Linked DNA regions of Homo sapiens: region 1 is linked to region 2. The links are chromatin loops, found by intact Hi-C in ENCODE. Cell type or tissue: endothelial cell of umbilical vein. All regions are shown on one strand. Each heading gives the region's core, and the rest is flanking DNA. Links, peaks and the distances in the headings are about the cores only. Region 1 has its middle 100 kb from the start of MED15. Region 2 overlaps PI4KA (phosphatidylinositol 4-kinase alpha).

Region 1 (16,461 bases), core at 3,754-11,753, 180 kb before region 2:
TTTTTTTTTTTCTCCCAAGCTCAAGCGATCCTCCCACCTCAGCCTTCTGAGTAGCTGGGACCACAGGTGTGAGCCTCCATGATGGCCTGGCTAATTTTTTATATTTTTAGTAGAGATGGGGTTTCACCATGTTGCTCAGGCTGGTCTCAAACTCCTGAGCTCAGGCGATCCACCTGCCTCGGCTTCCCAAAGTGCTGGGATTACAGGCGTGAGCCACTGTGCCTGGCCAAAAGTAGAAATTCTTGATTGGGAAATAATTTTATATATTTCGGCCCCTTCTCACTTGGGAAAATTCTGCTAAGAATTCTGGTTTTGAGAGTCAAGGGAAGCTAGCTTAATTTTTAAAGTGAAGGCTACATAAGAGTCCTCTCTCCAGTGTGGTGGCTCACACCTATAAACCCAGCGCTTCGGGCAAATCACTTGAGCCCAGGAGTTCAAGACCAGCCTGGCAATGTAGTGAGACCCCTATCTCTACAAAAAAATTTAAAAATTAGCAGGGTGTGGTGGTGCGTGCCTGTAGTCCTGGCTACTTGGGTGGGATGCTGATGTGGGAGGATTGCTTGAGCCCAGGATTTGGAGGTTGCAGCGAGCCATGATGGTGCATTGCACTCCAGCCTGGGCAACATGGCAAGACCTCGTCTCAAAAAAATACAAAGAGTCCTCTCTATGTTGGAAATGTCAGAGTTATTGGCCATTTAGGGGATCTAACTTGCTCTTTGATGTCCAAGAGGAAAGGTATAGAGTTCTCCTGATTACACAGGGCCTCTGCTTGTGGGTCGCCTGCATGAGGCGATCAGAATCTGAGTCACCTGGGATCATGTGGGTGCTGGTACATCCTAGAGATAGGATGTGTTGGTCATGGAAGAGAGTGGGCCACAAATGGGTTCCAGGGGAATAGCGTTGCCTGGTGCAAGGAGGGGGATGTGGAGGTGCAGGGAGCAGGGGTGGTGTCTGGAGAGCCTGAAGCTGTGCTGCCAGAGGCTCCAGGCCATGAGGTCTGAGAAGCATCTAGATTTGGCCTGTTCACAGCAGGGAAGTGTGGTCCAGTGGCAAAAAGTTGAGGGCATCCTAGGAGTTGAGGAGGTGGTGGCGGTTAGAGTAAACCACTCTGGAGGCGTCCGGGGTGGAGAGACGAGAATGTGCAAGAACTCCTGCCTCTAGCCTGGCCTCCTCAGGACCCCGGCCACCAGCCTCCCTCCTAGAAGTCCCCAGAGCTTCCTCCTCCTTGTGCCCCAGAACTGGTTCCTGGGTTGCTCCAACCCCAGACCTTCCCTGGAAGTCCCCCCCAGTGCCTCCTGGCTGGGAACCCCCAACTGCATTTTGCTTCTGCTCTCGTGCCAGTAGTCCCCTTTTCTCTCCAGTGTCCAGGCCCCAACCACCAAGACCCTGCCTCCTCACTTGGCTTTGCTGTTCTTAGTTCTCTACTCAGTAGGTTGTGTCTGCCTCCATTCCTGGCCAGACGCTGCCCTGGGGCTGAGTGCACAGTCCCCAGCCACTCCCGAGATCCTCAGAGCTTCTGGAAGCCACAGACATGGTGGCATATGTTTCAGGTCGTCAGCTTGTTTTTTTTTGGAGACAGAGTCTCGCTCTGTCGCCCAGGCTGGAGTGCGGTGACGTGATCATTCACTGCAGCCTTGACCTTCTGAGCCCGGGTGATCCTCCCACCTCAGCCTGTCAAGTAGCTGAGACCACATGTGTGAGCCACCACACCTAGCTTTTTGAATCTTTTTTTTTTTTTTTTTTGAGACGGAGTCTCACTCTGTCACCCAGGCTGGAGTGCAGTGGCACAATCTTGGCTTACTGCAACCTCCAGCTCCCAGGTTCAAGTGATTCTCCTGCCTCTCCCGAGTAGCTGGGATTACAGGTAGGTGGCACCACACCTAGCTAATTTTTATGTCTTTAGTAGAGACAAAGTTTCACCATGTTGGCCAGGCTGATCTTGAACTCCTGACCTCAGGTGATCTGCCTGTCTTGACCTCCCAAAGTGCTGGGATTACAGGCGTGGGCCACGCGCCCAGCCAACTTTTTGAATCTTTTGTAGGGATGGGGTCTTGCTGTGTTGCCCAGGCTGGGCTTAAACTCCTGGACTCAAGTGATCCTCCCTGCCTTGGTTTCTCAAACTTCTGGGATTACAGGCCAATCTACTCAACGTTGATATTGAGTAGAAGGCAAAATTCACATGGCTCCGGCCCAGCCCCTTTCTGTCTCAGGCACTTCAGTGTTAATATGCGCCTTGGTTTTGCTGCTGCCGAGTCTACTGTGCCCCTGGGCAAGGAAAGCAAAGGAAACCAGAGGGCCAGGCCCGTGGACACTGGGGTGAGGGGCCAACAGGGTGCCCAGCAGTTGTTTCCACAGCCCCCACGTGGTCAGGGACCCTGTATGGGTGAACCGCCTGGATACTGAGCCTAGGCGGCGGAAAACTCAAAAGCAAGGGCAGGTTTATTCAGATCCCTGGTGGAGTTACAAGCTTGGTTTGGTTTTTGGTCACAGGCCCTAAAATACCTGTATTCTGAGTTTACATAAAAATACAAAGCACTGGCCGGGCGCGCTGGCTCACACCTGTAAGCCCAGCACTTTGGGAGGCTGAGGTGGGTGGCTAACATGAGGTCAGGAATTTGAAACCAGCCTGACTAACATGGTGAAACCCCATCTCTACTAAAAATACAAAAATTAGCTGGGCATGGTGGCGCATGCCTGTAATCCCAGCTATTCGGGAGGCTGAGGCAGGAGAATCACTTGAACCTGGGAGGCGGAGGTTGCAGTGAGCCATGATCGCACCGCCGCACTGCAGCCTGGGCTACAGAGCAAGACTCTGTCTCAAAAAAAAAAAAAAAAAAATCACCACCGAGACGCTGTTCTCCCTGGTGTGTCATCTGTGGGGTGAATGAAGGTGTGAGATACCCCGTGGTGGTTTCTGTCAGTGAATCTGTAGTTGTCATATATTTTGAATACTTCAATATCATCGAACAGTTGCTGTGTCTTTAAGCACTAGATTTTATTGAAGCTACCTTCTTCCCTTTTTAGTCCCATTTCCCCTAGATGCATCCACGACTGCAGGAACCCCCCTGCCCCCACCAGGAGCCCAAAGATAACCATGTTCCCACCTGGAGTGGCCTCCCACCTCCAATGCCATCAGGGCTGGTGCAGCTTCCCCACCTGGTCAGCAACATCATGGCCAAGGAGTAGAGGGCGTAGCCCAGGGTGAACAGCAGTGCACAGGTGAGGGGCCTGATGCAGAACAGAGAGGCCATGAAGAAAGCCAGCAGTAGCCAGGGCAGTGTCAGGTAGCTGCCTAGGAAGTGCAGGTTGAGCCTGTGGCCGCTGGCCAGCGTGGGCTCTGTGAGGTGGTAGCAACAGAAGCTGGCAAGGAAGTCATCTCAGGAACACAGAGCCGCCATCTGGTCTGCAAACTGAAGCGCAGGCAGTGGCACGGGGGCATGGGGTGGTGGCACCACAGGCCTCAGGACAGCTGCACCCCACCCCCACAGGCCACCCTGAGACTGCACCCCAGGCAGGAGCACCCAGAACCCTCTCTGAAGAGGCCAGGCCAGCCCTCCTGCCCACTCACTCTGTGTTTGATGGCAGATGACAGCCGGAAGGATGCTCAGACCAAGCTGGTAATCTCATAACTCCAGAGGGGCTGCAGCTCCGGGTCCCCCTGGTACTCAATTTCAAACCTTTGCAGCCTGTTGATGATCTAGAAACCCAGGCTATAGGGTTGGGCCAGAAAACATGGCCCTGGCCAGGTGCAGTGGCTCATGCCTGTAATCCCAGCACTCCGGGAGGCCGAGGCGGGCGGATCACAAGGTCGGGAGTTAGAGACCAGCCTGATCGATATGATGAAACCCCGTCTCTATTAAAAATACAAAAATTGGCCAGGTGCAGTGGCTCACACCTGTAATCCCAGCACTCTGGGAGGCTGAGGCAGGTGGATCACGAGGTCGGGAGATCAGGACCATCCTGGCTAACACTGCGAAACCCCGTCTCTACTAAAAAAAATACAAAAAAAAATTAGCTGGGCTTGGTGGCGGGCACCTGTAGTTCCAGCTACTCAGGAGGCTGAGGCAGGAGAATAGCGTGAACCCAGGAGGTGGAGCTTGCAGTGAGCCGAGATTGCGCCACTGCACTCCAGCCTGGGCTACAGAGCAAGACTCCGTCTCAAAAAAAAAAAAAAGTTAGCCAGGCATGGTGGCATGTGCCTGTAATCCCAGCTATTCAGGAGGCTGAGGTGGGAGAATCGCTTGAACCCAGGAGGTGGAAGTTTCAGTGAGCCAAGATCATGCCACTGCACTCCAGCCTGGGCAAGAGAGGGAAACCTTGTTTCAAAAAAAAGAAAGAAGAGAAAAGGAAACATGGCCCCTGCACACAACTCAGAAGAGCCAAGCCATCTCTGCTCACAGGGGAGGAGGGAGCTGGGGACACGTCAGGGCCCAACCCATGCACCTCTGGGACTTGGGCCTCTCACCTGGTACTGGCCCAGGGGCGTGGGGATGAGTCTGTCCTCACCCGCGATGCAGTCCGGAGCTGCTTCTTTCCATTCTCATCCTGGATGGTGTCCAAGGCAAGTGTGAGAGACTCTGCGTGAGCTGCACTTCACTGAGCTACCAGAGAGAGAGAAGCTCCTCTGCCCTCAGTGTCAAGGCAAAGGAACACCAGTCTTCACCCCACCAGCCTCTAACAGTGGCAACGAGAGCACCCGGACATGACACTCGGGGTGTGGGCCTGCCTCCCACAACACCGGGTTCATCTGCATGGGGCCTGGGACGGATGCATGCTGACCATGGGCAAAGGGGGAGTGGATCCTTCGGGGAAGGGGACCCTAACGGCCGTGGAACAGGCCCCATTGCTCATACTCGGAATATCTGGCGCAGGTACGCCAGGGCCTCCTCCAGGCACTCGTCCATCTTCTGGACGCTGTCCTGCCCCATCTCGCCCAGGTCATGGCTGAATAGGAGCCGTTGGTGTCTGTGGGGCCAAAGCCCAGCCACAACAGGAAGGAGTGGCCAGCTGGAGTCTCCACACACTGGTCCGAGATGGACCTGGCCGTGTGCTTGGCCTGCGTGATGAGCTGAGTAAGGTGCAGGACCTGCAAGGGAGGCGAGGGCAGGTCACCGGCAGGATACGCCTGTACTGCCACCCAGGCAGGCTGGCTGGGGGCCCTAAGATGGGTGCACAGCCAGATCACTGAGTGACGGGAGGAGCAGCTTCTGCTGGAGGACTTTTAAAGACTAAAGAATGATCTTCTAAATGTGAAATTTCCCAACACTGCCTTCGTTATCAGAAACAAATCAGACTTTACTGAAACGGGGAAAGGAGATGTGCGTCAACTCTCCGCCCAACCTCCCTCCCTCCCGCCAGAACACAGCACTTCCCTGCCTCTGCTCAGCCTTGTGGCTCCAGGGGTCCTGTGAAGGGGCACCGCCAACCCACTCACCAGGGTGTAAGCCTCGGGCCCGAACATCGGGTGTACTTGCAGTCCTGGCCCTCCAGGCCATAGATGTGACTCTTCACATTGAAGGAGGCATCAGTGACCACTGGTGGCCACTATGACAGGATGCTGCTGGCGAATGTGCAGGCTGTGAAGAGTCGGTGCTGGCGGTAGGGGGATGACGAGCTCCGGCTCCGGGAACAGCTGCTCGAACTGGAAGGCAGGAGACGAACCTAGCGCCCACTTCCGGGGGCACAGAGAACCTGGTTGCTGCCCACAGGTTTTCAGGATGCCTCCGAGGTATCTGGGGAGCCATGACCCAGGGGTGTCCTCCTGAGGTCCTGCCCAGCAGTGTCTCCCATGTAGCAGGTGGCCGACATGGGGAGGGCAAATGAGGGAGCTGGTGGCTCACAGAGCCCCCGACAGTGTCTGCAGGAGGGCAAACACCAGGAGGAGTGACAGAAGCCAATGTCCAACCCAGCCAAGACAAACGCATGCCAGAGACCAAGACCGCCTCCCAAGGATGCTGCCACGAGTTGCCAGGGAGAAACTGTGGTGCCATGGGCCCGCAGCTTGGTCTGTGCAGACCCCCTCTGTGGGTATACCTGCGGTCTTCCACCCAGTGCCTGGTGCCTGGTGGCTGCAGGGCAGGCAGGGTCCAGCCGGTCTCAGCCTTAACTGTGCAGTGTTATGGATGACAGCTCAGGAGACTGTTGGCAGGCAGGGAGGGCAGGACACAGGCAGGTGAGACCCAGGCCCTCTGAGGTTGCTGCATCCTTAGCAGGCCTGAGGCCCCTTTCCAAGAGGACTGAAGCCACCATGGCAGAGGCCAGCCCAGAGCCTGAGGGGGCTGAGGGAGGATCCCCCAGAGGGTCCAAAGGGGAAGGCCTCGGGCAAGGAAAGGAGAGGTCAGTGGCCACGCCAGGTGCCATGGAAGCCTGGGGGGGTCTGCTGTGAGGATCAAGCAGGAGATGAGGGGAAGGTGGCCACTGGTCTGCTCTGTGCTGGTAAGGAAGGGTTAAGGAACAGTTTGGGGGTCACCATGAAAATTTGTCTGGGCCAGAAGGGAGAGGGGACAGGTCACCCACTGCTTCCATGAGAAACCCATTCTAGGGCCTGGCGAAGTTGAGCCTAGGAAGGGCTGGTCTGTGCTCCACTCAGCAGCAGCTGGGAGAGGGCCAGGGCCAGGCTGACCCCAGCACAGGCCGCTGTCTTGGCCTCCACCCACTGGAGCAACATTTGCCCAGGGGAGCCAGTGGCATGTGAGGAGAGGGGGCCAGGGCTCACCATTTCTCAGACACACTGGGGCTGGGAGTTGCTGCTGGCAGCCTGCTTGTCAGCTGCATACCACCATGGCTGCAGGTAGCTCAGCCACACCTCCAGGACCTGTGGGGGAGGTGTGTGCTGAAGGCCCAGTGGCTGGGGCCAAATCCTCTGATGGCCTGGAACCCAGGTACCCAGGTGGCAGCTAAGTTGGCTCTTCCCACGTCCCCCAGAGGGCGCAGGAGAGACGCGCACAGCCCTGTGAGATTTGGTTCTCTCACTGCTCTTCAGAAGCCAGGGTCATGGGCGGGCTCTTCCCGGCCCACGGGACCCAGTGCTACCTGGTTGCGTAAGAGTAGAAACCTGTCTGGCACCAGACAGGTGGGATGGGGCAGGGCTTTGCTGTGCCTGAGGGTTGCCTTTGGAAACTGAAACAGAAAGAACAACGTGGCCCTCCAAGGCCCCCTCCTCTCCAAGGTCTCTGTGACAACACTTGTTCTCCTTCATCCACCCCAGGGGACCTCCCTCATTGGGGCACACAGAAGACACAGGCACACATGTGATGGGGCCGACACTCCTAGCTCTGAACAATGCGTCCAAGGGCCAGTGGCCAAAGCAATGCCGCAGGAAGAGGTAGAGTTTCTGCTGGACTAACCTCGGGACAGCGGCCTGCAGAGGAGGGGAGGGTCACCAGCCGCTTGCACAGTAAGGTGGCCCTGCTCACAGATGAGCCCGGGGTTCCCATTAGTGAGGGTTGGCTCTGCTGGGAGAGAGCACTAGGCACTTCTGAGTGGTAAGAGCTGGTTTCAGCCCCATTCTTCAGAGGAAGAAACCGAGGTTAGGGAGCATCCCGAGGACACAGCATGCAGGCGGCCAAGCCATTGCATCTCCTGCACACACCTCACCTCAGCCCCACACAAAACAGCCCACTCTGCCAGCCCCGATGGGCCTGGGAGTCAGGACCCGCCCCAACCCTTCTCCTGACGGGTGGGGAGGAGCAAGAGACGGCACCGTGATGGGGCCTTTTTGGCCAGTCTGGAGAGAGAGGCTCTGGGAGCCAGAGATCAGCCGGCAGCCCCACCAGGCTAGCTGAGAAGGCACTTGCGTAGCCCTCCAGAGGCCTCACGTGCTCTGTGAGCAGGAAGGGATTCCCCTCACCCTGCCCCCCATGCCCCGGGGAGAGGTCGCCGTGGGCAACACCGGAGGAGGGGAACGAGGAGGAGACAGCAGCGGCTGGAAGCCGCAAGGGCCACCCACTGTTTGAACTCCCCCAGCGGGCTGGTGGTGTGGGAGTGGACGAAAGGTGAGACCTGCTCTGGCTTCAGGCTGTCGGCAAAGGCGTGCAGGTGCTTCAGTGGCAGGCGCACCACCAGCATGTGCCCCTTGGTGGGCATGAACGACTCCTAGGTGGAGGAAGAGGAGTCAGGGCCTGGGAAGGGCTGCAGCACGTGGCCTCCAGGTCTGACCACAGCCCGCCCTGGGACAGCTGATCTGCCTCCACACAGGAGGCACGAGCCAGGCAAAGAGTGGGGCCACCACTGTGCCTCACACCCAGCGGGTGTGCCTTGCACTGCTTGGTCTGAACTGCGACCAGCTCGTGGTAGGGAAGTGCTTGGCCCAGCGCCCACACAGCCTACCTGGGGAGAACTCGCTGAGACAGACGCATCTGCTTCTGCACCGCTGCACACCCGCGGTGGGTGGCACAGGGCTATGGCCCGCCAGACTGTGCCCTTGGCCATTGCTGCCTATCTTGATCCTCATGGCAGGAGGAGGCCGATGTCACCCCCAAGCTCTGGATCCAGGGTCTCCCAGGGAAGATGGCTAAGGCCAGGAATTCGAGATTCGCTTGGGCAACATAGGGAGGCCCTGTCTCTACAAAAATTTTAAAAAGTTAGCTGGGCATGGTGGTGTGCACCTGTAGTCCTAGTGACTCAGGAGGCTAGGGTGGGAAGATCGCTTGAGCCCAGGTGTTCTTGGTGCAGTGAGCTAGGATCGTGCCACTGCACTCCAGCCTGGGTGACAGAGTAAGACCCTGTTCAAAAAATAAGAACCTTCACTTTTCTCCCCAATTCCTTCCATCTGCTCCTCATTCTGGACACAGCTGGATGAGGGCTCACCCTGGGAGAAGCGCTGGGCATCAATTCCTCTGTTGCCCACAGACCTGTGGTCAGGAAAACCCCAAGACAAGAGCACAGTCAAGCTAACAGGCCAAGCTTTTGATTTACAATGTACAAGCAGGATCCTGGAGACCTACACCCAAGAGGAAAGCCTTTTTGCTGGCTGTGGGCTTTCTCTGGTTGCTCAGCATTGAGAGGGCAGGGGGGAGCATCAAGAGTGGATGAGGGCAGGAGAAGGGGGCACTGAGGGTGGGCCCCTGAGTCCGAGTGGACATGCTCGCCTCTCCATGCTTACCCCCAGCCCTTTGGGCCTCAACACATCTGTGATGCTGAGACTGGTGCAGGGCCCGGCCTCTGGGTATATCCTGGGATGCTGCAGAACCCACATGGACCACTGCTCACATCACTGCCCACTCAAGTCTGCCCGTCAGGAAAATGTCCCCACAGGTCCAGGAGACACACCCCACAGATCAGTGGCTGAGGCTGGGAATGGAGGTATTTTCTTCTTCTTCTTTTTCTTTTTTTTTTTTTTTTTGAGACAGGGTCTCACTCTGTCACCCAGGCTGGAGTGCAGCAGCACAATGTCGGTTCACTGTAACCTCTGCCTCCTGGGCTCAAGGGATCCTCCCACCAAAGCCTCCCGAGTAGCGGAGACCAGAGGCACATACCAACATACCCAGATAATTTTTCTATTTTTTTGTAGAGGCAGGGGTCTCATCATGTTTCCCAGGCTGGTCTCAAACTCCTGAGCTCAAGCAATCTGCCTTCCTTGGCCTCCCAAAGTTCTGGGATTCCAAGTTTGAGCCACCGTACCTGGCTATTTTCTTCTATCTCTATCTTTAAGTATTTAGGCAATGAATTTGCATTGCTTTGGAAGGAAGGAGAAAACCAGTACCTATACGGCCCGACTAGAATGGTACTAGTGGGGTGGGAAGTTAGACCAGGGTCCTTCTCCTCCAGTCTCACCCCTGGCCCTCCCTCTGATCCTGGCCTGGGATCCTGAGCCATGACATCCTCCCTGCAGCTCACGGGAGGGGACAGCATCCACATAGGAACTGGGAACCTGCCTTCCCCTGCAGGTTCACTTACCCAACATCACCTGGTCCTTCCAGAGGGTCTGGAGGGGCCAGTGTCTGCCCCTGCCCCCAGCAGTCACATGAAAGCCTCTCAGGCTATTTTCCCACAGATTTGCTGAGCCAAACTTTTCCCTCAGCTCTGTACCCCTCCTGGGCCACATTCCCATGTGTAGTCCCTGGCCACAGTCACACCTGCTTGCTTCTCAAAGATGTGTACCCAAAGCCCCGCATTTCCCACTGGGCCCAGCCTCACAGCACCTCAGCTCACTCCTCCAGGGTCTCCCTGGTCACCTGTCCTGCCATGGGGGTTGCTAGATGCTTCCTGGACACTGCCCTGGCCCAAGCCCTCATGTCCCTCTTCTCCAGTGGCTCCTGCGGAACAGGGACGCCATCACATGCAGTGGTTGCCATCCCAACCCACCGGCACTTGGGGCCCACATGTTTTTTTCATCTTGCGCTCAAATTCCCATTCAATCACGTGTGCTCCTTCGCAGGGTGAACGGGACAGACCCCTGGCTGTGGGCACAGCTCGTCTCCCCGGGCTCTCACAGACTCACTAACTCTGTCGTCCCCGAAATCCCCCATGGGCCTGAACTCTGCTTCACTGACCTCAAATCCATCCATACGCTTGTCATTTGTGCCTAGGCAGACCACAACCTCTATGAGGTCACTACCTATTCTCATCCACCTCCACAGGTGTCTACGAGTGGCCAGGGCTCCCTAGGTGAAGGACTGACAGCCTCTGTGAGCTATAGGGCCAAGCCCCAGGTCCTCCCCAACCCCCTTGCCTCACACACAGTCTGGGTCATGGAACCTCCAAGCTGGATGACAGTTCTGAACAGGGCAGCACCCACATTACCGTAAGTCCCAGGCCTCTGTGTCTTCAGCTCCTTCCTTAGCACTGGGCCCTGCAGAGTGGGGGTGAACCGGGCCACTGCAGAGGCCTCACGACTCCAGCTCTTCAAACCAGGGCCGAGCACAGAGCCTCCAACACCAGAGAACTTGTGACACCTCCACCACTGGTGGGGAGTCTGGCCAGCCCAGGCCACATGCCTCATTCTGACACACAGCCACACCCCACTCCCACAAGCCAGGCTAGTCTGCAAAGCCAGGGGCCAGGCCAGGCTGGAGGCTGATCTCTGCCTCCCTCAACACAGGGGCTTCACTCTGCCTGAAACTAGCCTCTGAGTCACCTGCAGCTGGGCCCAGCCAGCCCCTTGCTTTGCCAGGCGCAGACACGCACTCCGGGCAGGGGAAGGGAATGAACGAGCACAGCCAGTACTTGGTAGGTGTGGAGGGCCTGGAGGTTGGGCTGCCGGGGGCTGTGGTGGGCACTGGAGACACAGAGTCGGTAGTGCAGCACCTCCAGCTGAGAGAGTGAACAGAGAGAAGCCGGAAGAGGCAGAAGAGAAAAGCATGAGAGGACAGGGTGGTGAAGGAGAGACATGGTACCGGACATGGGAGGGGGAAGTGGAGAAAGAAAGCAATGAGAACGAGCCCAGAAGTGAGGAGAAAAAAACAACAAAAGCATGGTCAGTGACCATCCAAACAACTGCAGTCCCAGCAGCTGTGACCAGCGCAGCACCCTCCTCGGCAGCCAGGCCAGAGCTGTGACAGCACTCTCCTCAGCCTTGGAGGCTGGGGGCGGATAGACCCTCCAGGTCACCTGGGTGGCCTCTCAATGTCGCTGGGGCCTAAAGGCCTCTCCAGCTCATTGGAAGGGCCCAACTCACTGCCCTTCCAGATGGGACCCGCTCTCCCCAGTGACTCTGAGGCCACACCGTGTGTGCCATGTGCACACCACAGCCCTTCAAGTACCCAGGGCCTTCTCTCTGGGACATGCTGTCAGCCACCAAGGCCTCAAGATCCTGAGGCCCAGAAAATAAACTGGCAAAGCATGTTCTAGGAGGAGGACTCTGCCTAGAGAAGACACATATGTAATTGACTGGATTTCCCTGGGTTGTTTTGAGAAATTTATCAAATTTGTATATGACATGATCAATTCCTATGTCTAAAACCCAATCAATGTCCCCTCCATGAGTGGATCTCTCTGAGAGCTGAGGATGAGGACAGGTCCCCAAGGGTAGCACAGGCTCAGGCCCCCAGGCCCTGCCCTCCGCACTCCCCCAGCCTGGAGGTCAGCCGAGGTGGTGTGTGCATCAGCTCTGACTCCAGGAGGCAACCTCTCCTACCGCATCAGGAACTCCCACCCTCCAGATATGGAGGGCTCCCAAGGGCAGGAGCCCCCGAGGACCTGGCCACAGCCACACACACCCAGAGGCAACAGGAAACTGAGGCTAAGCTGGCCCCCAGCCAGGACCCTCCAATCTACCACCCTGCAGCGCTGCAGCCTCCGAAGCACCCCTTCGGCCCAGCATAGCCAGAGCTGGCCTGGTGCATATCCTGCCCCGTGAGCGCCATGCCTCCTGCCCAAGTAGCACGACCACTGGGCTCCACACAGGAGACATCAGAACACACCTGCTAGATGTCACAACACGCAGAGCAGGGCGGGAAGGAGCAGGGCAGAGAGATGTTGCCCTTCACAGCCTTCCTCTGTGCCAGACCTAGGGCTCAGGCAGGAAACAGACACACAGTTCTCCAGTGCGTCTCTGCCCTTGCCTAAGGAACACGGTGGCTTGTGGGGCCATTGGCCATCTTTATGGCCCACGGGGCCACCAGGGAGCAAGCATGCACCTCGGATTCAACCAGGGTGTGGAGGGCAACCCTGGGAGCCTCACTTCCTGCATCTGAAAATAAGAGCTAGCAGAGACAGGCAGGGATTTCTGTATGGCAGGAGCAGCATAGGCCTGGGCAAGCGGCAAAGGGCCAGGGGCCTTGGGGGCCCCGACCTCCACAGCTGCCTTTCTCTGACCCCCACCCACCCAGTTTTCTCACGTTTTGTTTTTTGCCTCAACTGGAAGAGGCAAAAAGTGGAGCATCTCTGGGCACTTCGTCCCACCACTGCAAGTCATTCTGAGCAGGACTCACGCAACCCAAGGTCTGGCCAAGAGGAAGCGAACATTGAGAAGAGGGGAAAGGCACCTCCTGCCCTCTGCAGGGACGACGCCTTGCCAGTTCCCCTGACCCATGAGGACACAGAATCCTCACAGGTGACAGCCCAGAAGAGCCTTTCTGGCTTGCCCTTGAAAGTAGGTGTGTTTCCACTCACTCAGTAGGCAGAACCAGCAGATAGGAAGGTGACACAGTGCAGCGGCCCCTGCCCCTGCCAGGTCAAGCCACATGCAAGAGCGCTGAGCAAGTGTTCTAGGGCGCCAGGGAGAAGCGGGGCCCTAGGAACCAACCAGCCCCCCAGGCACCAGCCAGGCATATGCAGTAAGTCTGCTCTGGAAGCGGGAAGGGCACTGCAGGCTCTTTGTGACTCAGGAGGCCCAAGATGGGGTCCCCAACTTTTCCTTGTGCTCCTTCCAGGTGATGCTGAGGGTGAGGATTTGGGGGAACCTATGCTCTGAGAGAGCCTTCACATGGCAAAGCATGGGGCCACAGAACTGGCTGCAGAGGCTGTGGCAGAAACAGACCCACAGCTCTTCTCCAGAACCGGAGGAAAAGTGACAGGAGGCTCTTCTGAAGTTTAACTCCATCACCCACAGATCCTTCATTCTGGATGAAGCCTTCTGGAACTTTGTCAGCAATAAAGGCAAAGTCTCCCATGCATAGACGCCACGGGCACCGGACTACAGGATGTGTGCCCAGGGCATGCTGCCTAGAGAGAGAGTGGGGAGAGGCGAGGCGGAGGGGGAGGAAGCAGGCCAGGCTGCTTGTAGGAGGGCGCCAGGCCCCACACACCATGAGTATGGCGGCTTGCTCATGCTCTGGAGGAGGTGGGGGAGTGGGGGGCAGACAAAGGAGGCTAACTATGGTGCCACTATGGTGGGCATGGGTCTGCCCTGGGCCATCACTTCATGGGAAAGCACAAAGGCACTGCTGATGGTGGAGGAGACAGACGAGAACGCGGCTCCCAGAGGCATTGCAGCTCCCCCACCCCCACAGCAAAAGTGCCACAACCTCATCTGTTCCTGTTGCCAGGGAGGGGGCTCCGGAAGCTGCACAGGAAAGGCCCTGGAGAGGCCAGACCTCCAGGCCTCAGTGTCCACATATCAGGGTGCAATGCCACCTGCTCCTCATCGGGAACTAGAGAACTATGCCCACTTCTTATTCAGCTTCTGAATGAAGGGTGGGTGGTGGATTTCTGCTTCCCACCATCCGGTCTGTGAAAACTCACTCAAATGCAGGATAAGAAGCAGCAGGCTGAGCATGGTCAGAAGCAGGAGGTGGGAAGAAAAACTATGGAAACCTACCTTGGCATGAGGGGAACTGCATTTTTTGGTACATCTCCAGAGAATAGTGTTGAAGCCACATTTCGACAAAAACCTGCAAAAGAGCATTACGTAGTCAAATCATTCTCGATAACTGCCAAGACCATTCAGTGGGGAAAGGACAGTGTCTCCCATAAGCAGAGCTGGGAACACAGAACACCCTCATGCAGAACAGTGAAGCTGGGCCCTGCCCTCACACCATCGACAAAAACTAACTCAAAGTGGGTAAGCGGCCTGAGGATAAGAACTAAGACCATAAACTTACAGAAGAAAACATGGGAGAAAGCTTCATAACACTGGATTTGGCAATGATTTATTAGATATGATGCCCAAATCACAAGCAACAAGCAAAAAAATACAGCATCAAAAGATACTACTGATAGAGTGAAAAGAACCAGCGGGCATGATGGCTCAGGCCTGTCATCCCAGTGCTTTGGGAGGCCGAGGCAGGTGGATGGCTTGAGGCCGGGAGTTCAAGACCAGCCTGGGCAACATAGCAAAAAGTTGTCTCCACAAAAAGCACAAAAATTTGCTGGGTGTGGTGGGGCACAGCCATAGTCCCAGCTACTGGGAGTCTGAGGTGGGAGGATCGCCTGAGCCCAGGAATTTGAGCTGTAGTGAGCCAAGATCATGCCACTGCACTCCAGCCTGGGAAACAGAGCGAGACCCTGTCTCAAAATAAATAAATAAATAAATAATAAAATAAAAATAGAAGCAACTCCAGTGTTCACTGAGAGATGAATAGATAAACACAACATGGTACATCCGCACAAGGGAACACTATGCAGCCTTAAAAAGGAAGCAAATTCTGACACATGCTGTAACATGGATTAATCTCGAATCCATTATGCTAAGTGAAGCATGCCAGTCACACACAAAGAAGTACTGTGTGCTACAGAAAAATGCTTTAGATATGAGATCTAGGAGTCAAACATATAGAAACAGAAAGCAGAATAGTGGTTGCTAGGGGCTGCGTGGGGAATTAATTGTTCAGTTTCTTTTTTTTTATTAAAAGAGATGGGGAGCCAGGCATGGTGGCTCATGCCTGTAATCCCAGCACTTTGGGAGGCCGAGGCGGGTGCATCATGAAGTCAGAAATTCAAGACCAGCCTGGCCAAGATGGTGAAACCCCGTCTTTACTAAAAATATAAAAATTAGCTAGGCACCGTGGCAGGTGCCTGTAATCCCAGCTACTCAAGAGGCTGAGGCAGGAGAATCACTTGAACCCGGGAGGCAGGGATTGCAGTGAGCTGAGATCGCACCACTGCACTCCAGCCTAAGCGACAGAGTGAGACTCTGTCTCAAAAAAAAAAAAAAAAAAAAAAAAAAAAGAGAGAGAGAGACGGGGTGTCACTATGTTGGCGAGGCTGGTCTCAAACTCCTGGCCTCAAGCAATCTTTCCCACCTTGGTCTCCCAAAGTGCTAGGATTACAGGAGTGAGCTCTCATGCCTGGTCGGTTCAGTTTCAGTTTTGCAAGATTCTGGAGATTGGAAAGGAAGCAAATTCTGACACATGCTGTAACACGGATTAATCTTGAATCCATTATGCTAACTGAAGCATGCCAGTCACACACAAAGAAGTACTGTGTGCTACAGATAACAACAACGTGAATGTATTTAATACTACTGGCTGTACACTTGGAAATGGTTAAGACAGTAAATTTTATGTTATGTATATTTTACAATTACAGTTTTTTTCTTAATTAAAAAAACGAAAAGCATTAATGCTTTGGTCCAGGAAACAGCAGAACCTTCCAGTTCTGTCCTGTTGTAAGCTTGTGTCATGGTCTCCTGCCCTCTTCACAGCCAGCACATCCCATGGTCCACACAGCCAAGAGCCATCTGGGTATCATGGTCCCCTCTGGGGACCATGCCCCTCCCAGGGACAATGGTCCCTATCATTCTAGCACCCGAGGTTGTTGTGAAATGGTGTGGAGGCTTCAAAAAGCACGGCACCCCACATATTAGGAGTTATGTACAAGGTCGGAGACAGAATCCTATCTTATCTACTTCCCAGGTGTCAACGGCGAGGCTGTGGCTACCAAGTCAGTCCTAGGATCCAGTGTCAGGAGCAGCACCTGCCAAATCTCTCCAAGTTATGCTCAGAAGACACAGCCAGGACCTGGTGGATAGCACTCAGGGAGTGAGCCAGTCCACACCATCGTGAGAGGCTGGAGCCCCCCAGGACAGACAAGGGACTCTGTCACCTACTATTTGGATCCCCTGAATCAACAGAAGGCCTG
Region 2 (8,000 bases), core at 1-8,000:
CGTAAGCTGACTCATCGCCTCTTCAGGAGGAATTTTGGGTACACACTGCGGTCAGTCAATGACCTTTATATCCAGAAGCAGTTTCCAATCCTGCTTGACTTCAAAACTAAAGTAAGAGAGTATTACTTTGCTGAGGCCCAGATAGCTGACTTCTCAGACCCTGCCTTCATATCAAAAACCAACAACCACATCATGAAGCTCACCAAGGGCCTCATAAAAGATGCTCTGGAGAATATAGACCCTGCTACCCAGATGATGATTCTCAACTGCATCTACTTCAAAGGTAAGAGGCACCTTTACAGTTCTCACAGCAAACCCACAACATACTATTTTTGTATGTGGGTAGATTGAATGCCAAGAACTGTACTGTAGCTATAATTTATCCAGGAAAACTAGACACAAGATTGACTCTGGAACGGGGACAGGGAAGGCCAAGCTGAAGTGACAGTAGCATCTGACACTTACTGAGCCCTAACTCTGTGCTTTAACACAGCCTTGTGAGGTCATCACTGTTATTAGCATCCCCATTTTACAGAGGAAGCCACCAACACATGAAGTAAAAGGATGGGCTGGGCGCGGTGGCTCACGCCTGTAATCCCAGCACTTTGGGAGGCCGAGGCAGGCAGATCACTTGAGGTCAGGAGTTCGAGATCAGCCTGACCAACAGACCAACATGGTGAAAACCTGGCTCTACTAAAAATACAAAAATTAGCTGGGCCTGGCGGTGGGTGCCTGTACTCCCAGCTACTTGGGAGGCTGAGGCAGGAGAATCACTTGAACCTGGAAGGCAGAGATTGCAGTGAGCCGAGACTGTGCCACTGCACTCTAGCCTGGACGACAGAGTGAGACTCCATCTCAAAAAAAAAAAAAAAAGAAGTAAAACGATGCTCCAAGGGCACCCAGTTATTAAGGGGCAGAGCCAAAGCTGAACCCAGGGAGGCCAACCCTAGCAATCTGTTAAATTGGAAGAAATAATACAAAAACTGTTTTAGCATTTGGCCAGCCTGGATTTGAGTTTTCTCTTTTCCTTTCCCAATTATCAATAAGCAGGAATATAGACAAAAGGCTAAAGAAATGCACCTGTGAACTATTCAGCTTGAGCAGCTGACATTGACACCTACAAGTGCTTTTCAGGATACTTTTGAACTACTGGGCAGGTGGGATGGAGAAATAAATTACTATTTCCCCAGCAACTGTTCTGGGCTGAGCACAAGGGCACTTTTTAAGGAGGTCACCCCACACCCATCACACACACATAGGACCCCTGGAATCCTAGGAATAAATAAGCATGGATTTGTAAAATCCAAACCTCTCTTTTCAAATATCCTCACCTGGACCAGACCAGAAGAAACCTCTACTTTACTCTCTAAGCTGAGAGTGTGGAAGGGGAAACACGAGGAATGGTTCGGCTTCAGGACTAATTGCGGTGACACACAACCACTTCTCTTTGCCACCAAGGACTACCAGGTACCTGCAAAGGGCAGTACTTGGAGGCCAGTGCTTTCTGCTAGTTAGCTCCCGTGGTTTTATAGCAGCCCAGGCGAAGGAAGGAGACCCCCCCCAGCTCCTGGCTTCTGTTCAGGGAAAGGGGGCCAGAGCCCCTCCTGATCTGTCCACACACCTGCTCTGTGCCTTGGCTGAGGCCCCTGCAGCTCTACAAGGCAGGCATTCTGCTGGATAGGCCAAGCAGGGTCACTCTGACACCCAGGTTTCCACCCCAAGGCATGGCACAATGCTGGCCTCCTGTGGGTGGAATCAAAGGCTGAGTTCTAACAGGCTTGCGGCAGACACACACACAGAGACCACATGTACATGATGAACACACATATCCTTTTCATTACAGGTTATTAGTACAAGTTTTGGAATTGAGCAAACAAGAGTCTAAGCGCTGGTTTCACCACTTCTCGTTTGTGTGACCTCAGACAAGTCATTCAACATCTCTATGACTCAGTTTCCTTATCTTTATCACAGAGATGACACCCACTCTGACAGGGCCGAGGGAAGAACCATAAGCGATGGCAATGCAACAGAGTGGCACATGACAAGAGCTCAGCGAATTTGAGGGAATGAAACTGTAGATTACAATACTAGTACAATATGATAAACATATGATATTGTTAGTGACATTTATTTTACTTCTACTAGCAAATAACCTATGTTTAGGACTGACTTTAGAACAGGCTGGCAGAAGCATTTTTGGCAGCATCAAAGTCCTCCAACCTACTGGTCTGTTGGAGCCCCCCAAGTACACCAAAGAGCCTCTGCATTAGCCCTGGCTGAGGGTTCAGGGACAGGCAGAGAAGTACAGCAGTGAGCCATCCCTGCCTGCATGGAGGTGGAGAAATGATCAGGCATGGTCAGTTGACAATCTCCTAAACACAGTAACCCGTGTCATACCACAGTGTAAACACACGTGCAAATGCTTCTGCTTCCTTTCCCCATCATGAGAATAGTCACTCAATGCCGGGCATCACAAGGGATCAAATGCTAGGAGTACCCAATCATTCATGGATGCTTCTCAAAGGGGACGAGTGTCTAGAAGTGTAATTTTAATTTCACTTAATTTCATATGGAATCATCTCCATTACTAATTTTGTTCTAATTTTAATGTGATAATCACTTTGTAAAGCACAATAAACAGAGGCAGGCTCTCATGAGGAAGTCAGAAGGAAAGAATCCCAAGAGACATGGGACAGCTCCATCCAAACTGAAAGGGCCGTGATTCCCAAAAGAGCAATTTTGTCCCCAAGGTCTGAAGACACTTTTGGTTGTCACAACCTGGGGGGTTGGAGTAAGCATTACTGGTATCTAGAAGGGGGAGGCTGGGGATGTTGCTAAACACCCTACCATGCACAGGGCAGCCCACATTGCCACAAACTATTATGTGGCCCAAATGTCAAAAATGCTGAGGTTGAGAAACCCTGGGTGAGGCAGACTCAGGGAGAAGGGAATCGAGCTTCACTCACAGGCAGGCAGGAGCTGTCTGGTACTTCAACCTCCAAGACACCTCCTGCTCATCTCATCCTGGCTGCTCTACCCACCAGCTAGAAACCTTGAACAAGTTACTTCACTTCTTTGTGCCTCTGTTTCCTCATATGTAAAAGAGGGATAACAAAACGCACACAACTTGCATGTTGCTAGGAGCAGAAATGAGATAATACAGGAAAGGTGCTGAGAAGAATGCCCGGCACATGGCCAGTTCTCAACTACTAGTCACCCATTACTATTAGTTACTCACATCTTAGAGCTAACATAGACATGGGCTTATTCCTGGATACACAGCACTGTCCCCATATCTACAGTGGTGATCCTAAGGGCAACATGGCATCACCCAAATGTCTTGTTAGTCACTACAGAATCACAGTGTGAGGGATGAAGGCCATCAAGACAGAGCTGAGGCTGGCAGGGTGGCTCATGCCTATAATCCCAGTGCTTTGGAAGGCTGAGGCAGGAGGATTGCTTGAGGCCAAGGGTTTGAGACCAGCCTAGGTAACATAGCAAGACCCCATCTACAATTAAAAAAAAAAAAAAAAAGACAGAAAGAAAAAATAGCCAGGCGTGGCATGTGCTTGTAGTCCAAGCTACTGGGGAGGGAGGCTGAGGCAGGAGGATTCCTTGAGCCTGGGAGTGTGAGGCTGCAGTGAGCTATGATGGCATCGCCGCACTCCAGCCTGCATGACACAGTGAGACCTGGTCTCAAAAACCAAATAATAATAACAGTAATAAAAGCTGGAAAGAGCTCAAAGTTACTCATTTGACAGATGTGACAGATGAAGAAATAGAAGCGAGTTAGGTGCCTTACCATGGTCAAACAACTAGTTCGTATCAGACCCTACTCCAGAAACTATTCCAGTCCGGGTAACCTCTCGTTAACCTCTCTTGTTAGAAATGCAAATTTCTGCCCAAATCAGGCCTCAGGAATCAAGAGACTGTGGGGTCGGCTCTGCAGGCTATCTGAATGAGGCCTCCAGGGAAATCAGATTCACTCTCAAGGGTGAGACGATTTCCCTAAAGGAACCTTCTCATAACAGCCTCTTCCTGTGGCCTTTACAGGATCCTGGGTGAATAAATTCCCAGTGGAAATGACACACAACCACAACTTCCGGCTGAATGAGAGAGAGGTAGTTAAGGTTTCCATGATGCAGACCAAGGGGAACTTCCTCGCAGCAAATGACCAGGAGCTGGACTGCGACATCCTCCAGCTGGAATACGTGGGGGGCATCAGCATGCTAATTGTGGTCCCACACAAGATGTCTGGGATGAAGACCCTCGAAGCGCAACTGACACCCCGGGTGGTGGAGAGATGGCAAAAAAGCATGACAAACAGGTATTTCACACTGTGTGTTTGTTCTTTTGAGCTCCCAGATGCTGGGGGTGTCTGGGAATACTGGAAAATGGATCATTTTTTTAAAAAGGGAGAATTATGTACAAGTACCCAAGAACTTCCATACAGGGCCACTCTGTTAATTCAGCCCCAATTTGTTGCTTGAGATAAGAGATGATTAGAGAGCATTCATAAGGGACACATCTGCCCTCTAGGGGCCAGTTTCAGAAGTTAGAGGCAGATGACTTAGAGACAGCTTGGTGCTTGCTTTGTGGCTTCGAGTCCCAGCTTCATCATCCCTAAAATGGGTATAATTCCATTACTTCCCCGGGTCACTTGAGAAAATAACAGAATCAGCGATGCTGAGCGCCCCTCCCAGTACTTGGAACCTAGGAGGCACTCAAAAAAAGATTGGCTCAACTCTTCCCTGCCCAGGAAATTCCAAGGTCCTCTTAGCCTACCGAGGACACATCATTCATGATTTCCTCTATTATTATTCGTTACTTTGTAGTTAAAACTGCAGGTGTTAAGTACTTATTGAGATTATTATTGGGTCATGGCAGAAAGAATGGAGAGGTCTTATTTCTGTCTTACTGGATACTGGCTAGGCCCATATGAAGAAGTGATTCTGGTTTGAACCTCCTTATAGGACAAGAATACAAACATATGCAACCAAACTGAGAAAAGTAGGCTCTCAGAGGAAGGTATTTGCCCGGGTAGCCAGTCATCATGCTCTGTGAATTTTTCCTTAACAACGTCCCTTCTGTACCTGCCTCCTTCCATTCCTCCCTGCAGCCCGGCAGCTCTTGAGAAAGGGACTGCATCTTTTTTTTTTTTTTTTTTTTGAGACAGGGTCTTGTTCTGTCACCCAGGCTGGAGTGCAGTGGCATCATCATGGCTCACTGCAGCCTCAACCTCCTGAACTTAAGTGATCCTCTCACCTCAGCCTCCTGAATAGTTGAGACTACAGGCGTGCACCTTCATGCCCAGCTAATTAAACTTTTTTTGGTAGAGATGAGGTCTCGCTGTGTTGCCCAGGCTGGTCTTGAACTCCTGGCCTCAAGCAGTCCTCCTGCCTTGGCCTTCCAAAGTGCTGGGATTAACAGGCGTGAGCCGCTGTGCCTGGCCCATTTGACTTTTAATTGAGATCTTACTTGGTGCAAGGTATGAGCTAGGTAAAAGAGTGAAGAAGATCAAGCCTTCCTGCCCATCCAGCTGGGATTGCACCTTAAATCTCTTTATCCCCTGCAAAGTGCCAGACTAACTCCACAGGCACTACTGTTGCTATCCGCCCCCTTAGGGATTGAGTAAGTTGAGGCAAAGATTGAGAATATTCAGCATTGTCTAGTATATACAGGAAAGGTTCTTTTTAAAAGTACACTACCAGATATTCGACTCCTTAATTACAAAAAAAAAACCAAATGCCTAAAATTGGGAAACCAAACCAGAGAATTATTTTAGATGCCTTTTTAAACCATAAACCAGGAAAAGTTCTGCTGCTAACCTTGAAGATAGGAAACGAACCATACAGTCTCAAGGAAATAATCATGCAACAGAAAACACACCTCAGTTTTCAGTAGCGGAATTACAAAGGAGTGTGCTTCCTAAAATCCTCAACTGACAGTCCCGGAATATAAATTTTAATAAGTGCTATATCAATTCTGTGATAAATATAACCCGTGGCCCTTTAAAGGGAAAATCATGATTCTTTTGTAACTTGTGGTTCAATAAAACTGGGCCCCCCTTTCCTTTTCTGTCTAGAACTCGAGAAGTGCTTCTGCCGAAATTCAAGCTGGAGAAGAACTACAATCTAGTGGAGTCCCTGAAGTTGATGGGGATCAGGATGCTGTTTGACAAAAATGGCAACATGGCAGGCATCTCAGACCAAAGGATCGCCATCGACCTGGTAACCACTCCCTTGTCCACCCCCGACCCGTCCCCAGGGTCTGCCTCAGCACAGCCCCACCTCCACTTGCCCTTCCTACCCACCCCCCAATCTCATGTCCCAGCTTGGGGTGCTGAGTCTGCTCTTCGGCCTGGGTGGGATACACAGAATGCCTAGTTTCATGGATGCCAGCTGGAGAGCACGGCACCTGGCAGACACTTACTGGGCAGGGGGGATCCCAAGAGCAGCCATGGGGTGAGCCCCACTCCCGCTGACACCAGAGACAGGGGAGACATGTGCTGCGGTCTGGGAAATAGCTACCCCCAGCCAAATCATGAAAGAGCCATTAAACACCGCACTATACACATACTTAACTTAAACCAATCGGGCGCTCAGCAAAAGAGAGAGAACACCAGTCCAAACAGTGCAGCAGACCCAGTTCCCCATCCCGGAGAAGTGCGCAGCAGTGTGGGGAGCTGGAGCTGGGGTGGCTGTCCTGCACCAGCCCCCACGACCCTCAGACCACAGGCACTGCCAAGAGGGAACATGAACCTAGCCGGCCTCTAAGTGCAACGGCTGCCCCTGACAGGTGGTGACAGATATTTTCAAGAGTGACTCTGACCAGCTGTGATTTCCACCTTACATGTTGTCTTTGGATCCTTTCCCTGAATGATATGAGATTGTGCTGGGAACTCTAGCCCTCTGTGTGCTGACCTCCAGAATCTGACAACTTTCCTTTCCAAACAGTTCAAGCACCAAGGCACGATCACAGTGAACGAGGAAGGCACCCAAGCCACCACTGTGACCACGGTGGGGTTCATGCCGCTGTCCACCCAAGTCCGCTTCACTGTCGACCGCCCCTTTCTTTTCCTCATCTACGAGCATCGCACCAGCTGCCTGCTCTTCATGGGAAGAGTGGCCAACCCCAGCAGGTCCTAGAGGTGGAGGTCTAGGTGTCTGAAGTGCCTTGGGGGCACCCTCATTTTGTTTCCATTCCAACAACGAGAACAGAGATGTTCTGGCATCATTTACGTAGTTTACGCTACCAATCTGAATTCGAGGCCCATATGAGAGGAGCTTAGAAACGACCAAGAAGAGAGGCTTGTTGGAATCAATTCTGCACAATAGCCCATGCTGTAAGCTCATAGAAGTCACTGTAACTGTAGTGTGTCTGCTGTTACCTAGAGGGTCTCACCTCCCCACTCTTCACAGCAAACCTGAGCAGCGCGTCCTAAGCACCTCCCGCTCCGGTGACCCCATCCTTGCACACCTGACTCTGTCACTCAAGCCTTTCTCCACCAGGCCCCTCATCTGAATACCAAGCACAGAAATGAGTGGTGTGACTAATTCCTTACCTCTCCCAAGGAGGGTACACAACTAGCACCATTCTTGATGTCCAGGGAAGAAGCCACCTCAAGACATATGAGGGGTGCCCTGGGCTAATGTTAGGGCTTAATTTTCTCAAAGCCTGACCTTTCAAATCCATGATGAATGCCATCAGTCCCTCCTGCTGTTGCCTCCCTGTGACCTGGAGGACAGTGTGTGCCATGTCTCCCATACTAGAGATAAATAAATGTAGCCACATTTACTGTGTATCTGTTATAATTCTCTATTTTTTGAAGCTCAAATATCAAAAGCCAAATCCAAATTCCTGGATAACTCCAGGTATGATAAAGGCTGAGAGGAAGTCACTTGAGCACCACAATGTGCCACAGCAGGGCATGTTCTCAGGACAGGACAGGTGTGTGCTGAATCCTGGGGAGGGTCTGTGCAGTACCCCAGAACTGTGGG

The links. Peaks named below come from ENCODE experiments on the same cell type or tissue, not always from the same donor. Only the 100,000 strongest peaks of a DNase experiment are listed, where the experiment ranks them.
Region 1: it touches region 2 in a loop (26-fold over the local background); 8 of 110 quality-filtered maps call a loop at or near these places.

The regions. Positions count from the first base shown.
Region 1 is chr22:20,599,463-20,615,923 of GRCh38, forward strand. It overlaps the pseudogene CCDC74BP1 and the pseudogene SMPD4P1. Among named protein-coding and RNA genes, the nearest start is that of MED15, 100 kb to the left of the region's middle. RefSeq lists a silencer at 1,025-1,215 and an enhancer at 10,941-11,539. In endothelial cell of umbilical vein, for the core only: a CTCF peak has its summit at 6,891 (motif pointing right); a DNase peak (open chromatin) is centred at 6,969; H3K27me3 peaks cover 144 bases.
Region 2 is chr22:20,779,919-20,787,918 of GRCh38, forward strand. The region is part of intron 19 of PI4KA (phosphatidylinositol 4-kinase alpha); the gene reads right to left. SERPIND1 (serpin family D member 1) reads left to right here. Exons shown (of 5, transcript NM_000185.4): 2 at 1-283; 3 at 4,054-4,327; 4 at 6,086-6,230; 5 at 6,957-7,802. The coding sequence ends at 7,148. Among named protein-coding and RNA genes, the nearest start is that of SERPIND1, 9.8 kb to the left of the region's middle. In endothelial cell of umbilical vein, for the core only: a CTCF peak has its summit at 4,546 (motif pointing left); DNase peaks (open chromatin) are centred at 13, 3,233, 4,073 and 4,533; H3K27ac peaks cover 3,825 bases.